Linked DNA regions of Mus musculus: region 1 is linked to region 2. Evidence: chromatin contacts called from ENCODE Hi-C data. All regions are on one chromosome and are shown on one strand. Each heading gives the region's core, a stretch centred on a gene start or an enhancer-like site at or near the end of the contact. The rest is flanking DNA. Distances are from core to core; before and after follow the strand shown.

What was found. A loop is a pair of places that touch in the nucleus more often than their neighbours do.
Region 1: a loop to region 2 is called in a map of T-helper 2 cell, with 2.2 times the contacts of the local background. The contact joins two enhancer-like sites. A Hi-C loop is called at or near these places in 2 of 37 maps with a recorded cell type or tissue (T-helper 1 cell and T-helper 2 cell).

What each region holds. Positions count from the first base shown.
Region 1 is chr13:95,953,342-95,958,682 of GRCm38, reverse strand. No RefSeq gene overlaps it. Among named protein-coding and RNA genes, the nearest start is that of Gm24032, 59 kb to the right of the region's middle. Within about 2 kb of position 1,387, at least 1 of the 3 ENCODE cell types and tissues checked has a DNase peak (open chromatin) inside an H3K27ac peak, as active enhancers do.
Region 2 is chr13:95,533,494-95,538,813 of GRCm38, reverse strand. No RefSeq gene overlaps it. Among named protein-coding and RNA genes, the nearest start is that of F2rl1, 11 kb to the right of the region's middle. Within about 2 kb of position 3,578, at least 1 of the 3 ENCODE cell types and tissues checked has a DNase peak (open chromatin) inside an H3K27ac peak, as active enhancers do.

The DNA of each region.
Region 1 (5,341 bases), core at 138-2,637, 420 kb before region 2:
TCCCCACCGTTACTCTTCAGAATCAGCCCAGGACGCTCCCACGTTTTATTATCTCTGACTCCTCTCAATGGGAAAGAAATTAAAACAAATAGTAGCACCAGCTAACCAGCTGCTCTGAGCTGTGGCTTCCGTGAGACGCTCTGCCCTATGTATTGGGTCGTAAGCCTCACATTCAGTCCTACTTCCCGACTCATCTCATACTAGTACTCGCCCATGACCCAAGAGCAATGGGTCCTTAAGCAGGCAGAGATCTTTCTAAGGAGAAGGACTTGATCTCAGCCAAAAGGCCAAGAATCGAGTCACTGGGCATACTGGTCCTCAGTTTCTCCATCTATAGAGAAAAAGAATGGTTCTATTTTATTCTCCAAGAGAATAAGCAAGTCTCTAAGGAGGGTGGGAGTTGGCTTGGGAAGACTCATACAATAGGTTAGAGCACTTGTCCTGTTGCCTATGCCCACCCCCTGGTTTTAAGTGCTTCTCAGTTCAGAGCCATTGTTATCTACCCAGGGAATGTACCGCCCCAGAAGACACACTGCAGTTAAAAGACAGACACTTGGAAGTAGACCACACATGGCTGTATCCTAGAGTCCCCTATCCATCTACTTCACTATTTTCTCGAAATGCTGCCTTAAATGGATCTAGTGCTTCTCAATGGTTACACATAAATTGGTAGATGGGCCCTCATCTGCAAATCTCATCCAATCAGAGCTCAAGTTTGCACCAAAAGTTCACTCAATTTCAGAATATCTTAAGAGATCAATGGGGAGGAAGGGGTGTGACAACCAAGGGGGAGTCCAGTGTTCCATTGATAACGTTCCAGCAATGAGATTAGCATACCTGGGAGACATTCTAAACTCTAGGATTGTTTCCAGAGCATTCCGTGGGAACACTCTCTGCCAACCACAATAGAATATGATATTCTCCAATTTGTGTCTACCTTCTATCAAAAAGGCTTTTCCCTAGTTCTTCCTCAGGATGCCTTACGTGTTCATGTACAAAAGGCTCTGAAACCAGGATGCCTAGATTTGACCTTCACCTGGAACTGTAGACAATTACCATATTGTTTGGGGCCTAGTGGCTCTATATCAGGTTTCCCTTAAATCCCATATTGTGCCAAACATAGTTACCAACTACTCCTACCCCTCACCCCCTCACCCCCAAAATAGGCATGCTGAGACAACAAACACACATCTACACAGTGGAGTGCCCTGAAGTAACCGATGTGTTTCTTCACGTTTGCATTCTGCTGAGCGAAGTGTCTATTTTAGGTGAAATTTCTCTTGTCATCTGACCAAAGGAAGTTGTCAGGATCTCTTAGCCATAGTGCATGCCCTTTCCCTGTTTCAGGAAGCTGGCAGCTCTCCACGTCCTGTTCTGTCGCTTTCACTCTTGACTGTCCCATTCCCCTGTCAACAGTCTCTCACCAACCACACACAAACCATCGATCGATCGCCAGGGCTTCCCTATACTTTTCTCAACACCCAGATGCAGTTTAATAAGCCCAGCATTTCGAGCCACGGGGTACACAGTCTGTGTGTCTGTTAGCTCACTGATTAAACCGGTGGAGCTGGGTAGAGGAGAGAGTTGGGTAGAGTACATCTGTTCTTCTTTCACATGCTTTTTGGGTTAATATCATCTAAGGCTTGGCCTCCAGTGTGCTAGGTGTTGAGACTCTGGGCTGTATACAGATATTTAACCCTTTGTAGTGTTTCTTTGAGAACACAGAGCAGGGAGTCACAGACAAGACAGTCGTATATCTTGTATTAGGTCTCTATCAATGTCTTATTTTTCCAAGTGTTAAGCAAGTTATAATCTACAACAAACAGGTAGTACAAGAACTATGCATGACTGGGGGTTACCTGAAAGAGAATGAACTGCTTCTAGGGTGTATTAAACAGTACTTGAAAACACACACACACACACACACACACACACACACACACACACACACATACATTCATGTCTATGTTTCTTTAAATGGTCTCAACAGGAAATTGCACTAAGATATTGATCAAAGAAGAGACAGCAGCAAAGAGAGCAGGTGCCTCTCTGGAGAAGTTTGTTTCTCCAGAGCTGTTCTTTATGGGGAGCTAGGCAGTAAGTGTGTCCTCTCTGGGCATGCTAGAAGCTCTCTTTTCAGGGCCTCAGCATGCCAGAGACCAGCCTCTAAGCCAACCCTCCTGGGGGTGTTTCCTTTCTGATGGTAGAGATTTGTGACCCCGTCACACTGTCTTGCAGACTTTTTCCTTCTCTTGCCTCTGCGATAAGTCACCCAGAAAACAGGTTCTGACACCAGGAGGCCAGGGAGTTTACAGGTTCTAGTTTGAAATGGGCTGCAGGGTTGTTGCCAAGTGTTTTGAAGCTGCAAAGGATCTTTGGGGTTCTGGATCCTCCAAGGAAGCAAGACACAGAGAGAGGGTATATAGTCTCTGGCACTCCTTGTCTGTGTAAATACCTACACAGAACTGAAGGCCAGGTGCTTAAACTACAACCATTGCCCATCCTTGGCCTGTCCTACCATATTTGCATGGCCCCTAGAGCTAAGAAAATCGAGAACTAAGAAGAGACAACAGCTTTCAGGCTTTGGTTCAAACTCAGAGAAGCTTTTACACCAAGCCAAATACCTTCCCTGACACCAAGGAGATCCTGTCCCTGAGCAGCGCCCTGGTGCTCTGAGGACTGACCATCCAGACCAGAAGGGATGGTGTCATCTAAAGCCAGCCATGGCTGGGAACAGGCTCAACCACAATCTTAGAGCCAGTGGCTTACGTTTCAGAAATTTTTGAAAGGCAGTCAAGAAATGTAGCCGTCATTGCAATTAAATCAGCTATATTTTAAAGCAATATGTATTCAAAACTCATCACTTCCTACTTATTTTCTACATTTTTTTATTAGTCATGCCCTTGAGGAAAGTATGATATGCCTATTACATCTCTATTTTGGAAGTACTGTAATAATGGTGTCCCAATGACAGGGTCAGTGACATTATGCTGAGCTCATCCACAGCTGTAACAATTACAGCATGGAAAGTGACAAATACTCCAGGTCAGACTCCTCCTACCCCTATAGCACCCCAGGTATTGGTAAACATTCGCCAATGTACCACTCTCTGAAGCCATGAAGACTGTCTAACTTCCCATAACTCAGCAGTAGCATGCTTCCGTAGCATACACAGGGTCCTGGGTTTGTTGGGGAAGGAGGTGGGGCCTCCCAACGTACTGATCCAGGCCAGGTGGAGTTGAATGTCCCCTTGGGCTTGTGAGTCAGCATGACATTACTCATAAGTCCATGGGAAGGAAAGATTTAGCATGCGCTCATGTCAATACTCAAAGGCTTCTCTCCACATTCCTAATTGGTTCAGACTAAGACCAGCCATCCAGAGAACCCATTGGCCTCTGGGTGTTGTTCCTTCAGGGAGAATTGCAGTAAGTTAGCTATTTCACGCACTTTCCCAAATGTGGTTTTATAGTCTCTGCCTGACCCTGGAATACATTGAACAGACCATGTGCTCCTGATCAGGGTCTAGCTGAAGGAAAGCCCTAGAAGAGGTCCGCTTCCACCTCGGACTATAACCCCACCCGGCTTTTGGCAACTCGGTCCTGTCCTTGGTTTGGGTATATGGGTGTTAGGCGTTGTATTCTTTCTCTTTTCTATATTTAGTGCTCTGTCTGCTGTCCCACTGTGTGGTCCAGTCCCCCTGTTGTAGTGTATATCTGTGCTGCATGTGTGACCCTCAGTAACTCCCATGTCAGCTTTCTGGAGTCTCCATCAAGTTCTGCTGACCCTGCTGTGAACTCATCTTTCTGGTATGCTCCTTTGTGTCTCATTTCTGATTGCCAAAATGTTGGGCCAAGTGCATCTTCACTAAAAGTCCCGAGACGGCCATGTGTATCCTTGTGACAGGGCATGCTCTGTGTGGGATGGCTCGTGTGCAGCGTAGATCTATCACATGTGGAAGTGTGTATACATTTATATGCCAGATAACTATCATTCATGTAACAGCTGCAAAGGTATTTAATGTACATCAGATTAATAAAAGAGCATTTTTTGCTCCATTATATTCAAATAAAGATGGCCGTGTGACTGACAGTCTCTTCTAAATAACTCGAAAAGCACAAACACATTTTTGCTGAGGGTGGGGGATGGGGAGTGGGGGGTAACAAGCCTGTTGTTCAAGAGACTGAAGAGAGAGAATTGAGAGTTTGAGGCCAGCCTAGGCCACACAGAAAGACCCTATCCCAGGTAGAGAGAGGGAGCAAGACAAATGAACAAATTCAAAAGCCCACTTTTATGTCCTAGGTTCCAGAGAAAGCCGGTTCCTCTGGTACAGGCCAGTCTTAGTTGCTTTTGTGGGCTGGGTCTGTGGTCCTGGTCTGTTGATTTCCCAGGAATACCTTCCAATGGTTACCTAGAGCCTCTATGAAGAAAATGTTTGTATTGGGGCTGCTTGCTGGTGAACCAGATGCTTGTGTTATTTTGCCCTAAAGCAAGAACATTTAACAGATTTCTATCTCACAATCACCTCTAATTAATTGATAATGACTGGAACATTCATTTGAGAACAATGGGGGGGGGAGGCTATATTTGATGGTGTTCAGATTAGAGGCAGAAACAGGAGACTACAAAGACACATATTTGCTATTCCCCAAAGAAGACTTTTGACTGGTTTTAACAGAACACCCCAGTACCCCCTGCTCTTCTTTAATACAGGATCTAGCTGTGTTTGACAGGCTACACTCCAGGGACTCTCCTACCTCTGTTTCCAGGGTAGCCATGATACCAGCTCAAATCATGGCCTCTCACCAAGAATTTGCATTTTTAACTGTGCATGTGTCTGTGTAAATATGCATCATGTGTATGGAAGTCTCTGAAGAGGACAAAAGAAAGCGTCGGGTCCCCCGCAGCTGCAGTTGCAGACCGTCCTAAACCACCAGTGGGGGTGCTGGGGACCTTTTCTGCTGCAGGCTTCCTTCTTTTGGTTCATACCCTGATTTCTTCCAAGTGGTTTTCCCCAAGGTCCTCTCTCATTGCCATAGCAACCTTATTCACAATTTACTACTCTTCATCCCATTGCTCCATGGAGGATCTGGGCACATTAAAAAACCAACAAACAAAGAAACAAAAAATCAAAACAACCGGGAAGTGGTCATGCACACCATTAATCCCAGCACTTGGGAGGCAGGGGCAGGAGGATCTCTTTGAGTTTGAGGATAGCCTGGTCTACAGAGCAGTTCCAGGACAGCCAAGGCTGTATTGCAAAACCCTGTCTTTAAAAAATAAAATAAAATAAAATAAAATAAAATAAAATAAAATAAAATAAAATAAAATAAAGGTCTTCTTA
Region 2 (5,320 bases), core at 2,329-4,828:
GTTAGTTGTTAGTATTCTCCCCCAGGGCTAAGTACTGTGGAGAAAACTTCCCATCTCAGAACACCCCAGTCAGTGAGTGATAGGACATCTATCACCAGTGTAAAACACAGGGCCTGGACTCTCTGCTCACCTGTTAGAGGGGCAGGGGAAGGGATGCCAACACGTCCATTGACATGCTCTGGGCCAGAGAGGGCACTGTGAAGGACAGACATCCAGCCTGGGCCTGTGTTGGACCCGGTGCGGGAGAGGATGGAAGGGAGGCTGGCCCAGTAACACAAACTGCTGCAGAGCTCTTCCTTTCAATGGCAGGTCTTCCTCCCAGGGACAGGTGACAGCAGATCAAAGCCACACCTGACTCACACCTGAGGCCCCAGACAGGCCCCAGAGACTTGCTTTTCCTCCCATCAATCAGGCGAGGGCTCCACATCCTATTTGGTTTAAAAATAAAAACAAAACAAACGAACAAACAAGTAAAACTCCCAGAAGTCCGAATGCCTGTGGGCAGGCCTGTGTCATGGCATAGCACACGTTGGAGGATGGTTTTGTGCACTGCCTATTCAGAAGCTGATTTCTGTGCCCAGAGATCTGGGTGCAGTCCAGAATTGGCATTGGCAAGCATCTCCTGTCTCAGTAAAAATTGTTCTCCTTTACCTCTGGTTGGTTAATAAAGAGCTGACCAGCCAATAGCTGGGCAGAAGAGTTAAGGCAGGACTTTACTCTCAGTGAGGGATCCCACGAGGAGAGAGGATGGAGGAAAGTTGCCAAGGGGACACAGGTGGAGCAGGAGCAGCTATGGGGAGACTAAGATGGCGGGTAAGGGGGTTCACAGCTGGGAAGGAGCCAGCATAGTCGGGTTACAATAGATGAGCATCTGCCCAGATACAGTGCTTGAAGCTTATTAATAAATATAAAGGTCTCTGTGTCATTATTCAGGAACAAGGGAGGCATAGAAAAGCCCCAAATAGTACTTCTACAGCTCCTTTGATCCGTGTGCAGTCTGGCTTCACCTTCTTCTCCTCAGGGGATAGAGATGGGCCCCTTTCTCTGTTGCTACAGGGTCAACTTGGGAGGTTACTTCTGTTTATTCCTCAAAATATAAAAAATATTTGAGGGTTGGAGATGTATCTGGTTGGTAGAGGGCTTCCTGACACATAAGAAGCCCCAAGATCAGTCCCCAGGCCTGTGTAAACCAGATATGCTGGGGCGCACTGAAATCCCAGCACCCAGTATGTAGAGGCAGAAAGACTACAAGTCCAAGGCCAACCTCAGTTGCAGAGCAAGTCAGAGGCCAACCTGGGCTAAATGAGACCCTGTCTCAAAAGCAAAATAAAAGTAGTACTGTTAGCATTCAGATCACTAACAAGAACTGGTCCACAATTAGGGATAGATGCAGACAGAGCCCTTTTTTCTGGGGTACAGATTCACAAACATCCATTAATAAAGTAACACTAGTTCTTAAATTTTGGTTTGGTTTCAGACACAAGGACAAGGGAGTGAGGTGTATATTGTACATGTCAAAGCAGACCTGGCCTCCAGGTTTTCCCAGCATCCCCCAGTCCCTACCTGGTATATCCTGCCCTAACCCTGAACTCTCCAGCCCAGAGGCTGGGCTGTCCTTTCCCCAAGACTCTTCCTATATAATCCAGACAATCTGTGCTCTCTCTCTCTCTCCTTCCCCCTCCCTCTCCCTCCCCCTCTCCTCATCTCTCTCTGCTAGGGTGCCTTTTCTCTCTCTTCTCTCTTTCTCCCCCCCCCGCCCCCTCTTTGGCCTTGGTCTTTGGGTTCAGTGAACTCTGAACTCAGCAAACAGCTTCCCAATCAACCTGCATTTAATATATCCTAATCTGGTTTGAACTGGCTCATTACACTGGCAGAGAAATAACCTATCAATTCCCACTTGGATGAAATTTTGTGCCAAACTCTATCCTAGGCACTCTACAAGTATTAGTTCTTGCCATCTGAGCAATAATCTCAGAACTAAGTCCATTGAGAGACTAGGAGTTAGGGTCCTTTGTAGGCAGACAGGCAGGGTGTCGGTATCAGGATCTCCAAAACCCGCAGCATCACATAGGTGGGACCCAAAGACCTATTGCCAAGGCAACAGCCACCATATTCCCAGAATCCACTTGGCTCACCTCCCACCTTTACCTGTGTTAGGTCATCACCCATGTATAAAGAAAGCCCCCCCCCAATCTCTCTCTCTCTCTCTCTTCCCCTCTTCTCTTTCCGCTGCCATCTTGCCTCTTTCTCTCCCAATAAACCTCTTACTCGTGGAACTGCTTTGGCCTGGTGTCCTATGTTTAGACTTGAGCCACTATTCTAACATATCACAGGGAGAGGTGCCTCCATGGGGTAGGTAATAAAGGTTTTGAACTTCCAAGATGGCTGTCTTCTTCCTCACCCTCTGAGCTGAGACAAAAGCCTGGTAGCTTAAAACAAAGGCCTTGTAGGCTTTTGTCTCCCACCATCAGGCTAACCAAATTCAAGGCCAGATCCCAACAAGCTACCAACCGTTGTGGGCCCATCAACCATCCAATCTGTCTTCAAGCTAACCAGATCTGAGTTAGGGGAGGAAAGCTCTTCAGAGTGCTTCCCCCTCCCCCCTCCCCAGGCCTTGAGAAGAAACTGGATATATGGGCTTTCGAAGTCCCCACTCTCCTTCTCTGTGTGCCCGCTGGTGGGCTGCGTTTCCTTGCGGGAATAAGCACCCTTCTTTAGCTGCTGATTTTTTCTGAGGTGTTTAAGATCTCTCGGGCGCTTATGTTTTTTTGTTTTGTTTTGTTCTGTTTTCCCCTGCCTTTTAGATCCTTAATTGGCAGAGAAAACAAACCCTATCAAGACCCTTAGGCTCTGTCGCCTAGGTGACAATCTTTATCTGACTGAAGAAGGAGGAATCTGGGAGGTGCAGATAAGCTAATTGTCCCAAGGACAGAGAACTCAAAAGCCTGGAAGTATCAGTTAAGTGCAAACCATTTTCCTCAATAACTCCTGTTGCTAACTAGTATAGCTCCCCTTTCTTTGTTATTCTGCCGGCATCTCAGCAGCCCTAAAATAAAACTGGTTTTGGGAGACCCGTGACTCATCGAGGGAGGAGGGACTTTAGCACCTGCCCAGCCAGCAGCAGCTTTAAAGATTATTTGGAGAGCCCGCGGGGCATTGAGTAAGCACTTCAATCCTGTAGAGTCCTGACCTCATCCCAAGCTCCCCACGTCGGCTTCCCAGGCTCCTCTTGACTTCACTCACTGTTCTGGCTTCCAGTGCTGACCCTTTGGAGGGTGTATGCTAATTTTCTTAGGCTCTGAAGCTGTGTGCGCCCACCCCTCCCCCAGCTGAACTCAAACTGGCAGGAGATCGCTCCCAGGAAAGATGCAAGAAATAAGTTGAGGTGAAGGAGAGAGGGTGAGAGAGTTTGGAAATGATGCCCCGTGGATGGAATTCTGCTCTTGCCTCTCTGGCACACTCTGGCCTTTTCCATAGGCTTCTCTAAGCGCCCTGAGCTACTCAGGACACCTTCACTATAAGAGCAGATGCCGCCAGCTGCTTTCCACTTGGCTCAACCCATTTATAGTTCAGACCTTGGCTTCCACCGCAAAGCAGGAGGTATCCTGGGAGAACAAAGAGGCTTCTTAAATGATCTTCAAAACTACCTGTCCTAGGGTTAAGACACTAACATTCTTCACACCTGGGGGAGGGGGAGAGTCATGTGCACCTCCCTAAGGCTCTGTTCACTTAGGAGACACCGGGCTGGAACTTAAGTAACTGGACGTTAGTGCTGAGAGTCCCAGATACTTTGCAGCTCTCAGAAGAGCTGGGTAAGACAGGTAGATAGGATCCTAGCCAGTGCATGGCTATTTTTCCAGAACTCAAACCTGAACACAGAACATAGCTATTTACTCTTAGGGGGCTCATACGGGGAAAATAACTGTAATTGTCCACCCAGTGGAAATAAAAATCAATAGCTTTTCTAAATGTGAAAAAAAAAAGGAAGAAAGAAAACAAAGCATGCTATCTTCTGTTAACACAAACATGTTGTGTTGCACACAGGAAATGCGTATTAAGATGTGGCATCTATTTTTAAAACCAGTTCTGAATCCTGGCATTTCTATCAAGAAGCCAATGCACTCTTCATTTTGTAAGAGGTAAGGAGTTAAGGTGACACTTTGTTGCCTTTGCTTATTGTAGTCATTTTTTTTAATTCCAAAATTGTTACATTTTCTGAGTTGGACAAGCCCTCCGGCCCTTTGGGCTTTATAAATATGACAGCTTTTGGAATCAGCCAGAGAGGAAAGGTCCAGGATTGCTAGCGGATCTAAACTCTAAAAAACCAGGCTAGCAGCAAAGCACTTTCACTTCCTGCCTTCCGCAGCCTCTCCCTTTTCCCTTGAATGCACAGCAGGGCTCACTACAAACTCTTCCTTCAAATGTTAATGATCAGTGCACAAAAGCAAAACAGGATCAAACTGGTTTGTGGTACTTGGCAGCAGCTGGGAATTGACCCCTCCCCACTTCTTCCGGGAGTTTCCCAGACTCCCCTTCCTCTGTCTTCCTCCGCCGTCTTCCAGGAGTGCCTCCCCTTCCCCCCCACACCCCCCCAGGTCTCCCTGCAGTCACTCTGCAACCTGGTGCCTTGACTTTCACACAAATCCAGACACTCCTGGGGATATTGCCAGGTCTCTGTAGTCACTGCGGGGATTCCAGTTAAAACCCAGTTGATCCCACCTCTTAGTCCCAGTGGGAATACCTGTGGGTCCTCAGAATTCTCACAACAGATGGGTGGTATAGAGGTGTCAAACTAGTGACAAAATTAGCCTTCATAACCATAAAACTAGTAAGTGATAGAAGAAAGATTTAACCCAGAACTGTGGAACCTTGTGTCCAGGTCCTGACTCCTTTCCACATGGTCCCTTCTGGAGTGTGGAGAAAGGCAGCATTTCTGATTCCAAGAGGCAGGGGAGGTGGGTCGGAAAGAGCCTATCTCAGATCTCACCCTGAGGGCTAGTGTGTGCGTGTGCGTGTGCGTGTGCGTGTGTGTGTGTGTGGCGTGTGTGTATGATGTTGAAGAGGTCAGCTCAGCCGTTAGAAAATTTCACCGGACCACTCACCCCCCCTACCCCCTTCCTGGAAGAGGCAGGTCAGAGAGCAGCACAAAGGCAAGAAGGGAGAGGCTAAGTAAGCCCCTATTTACCTCATTCCCTAAAGACCAGTCTAAAGGACGCACTATTCCACCAATCCTCCCTCTCTCTCTCTCTCTCTCTCTCTCTCTCTCTCTCTCTCTCTCTCTCTCTCTCTCTCTCTCTCTCTCTCTCTCTCTCTCTCTCTC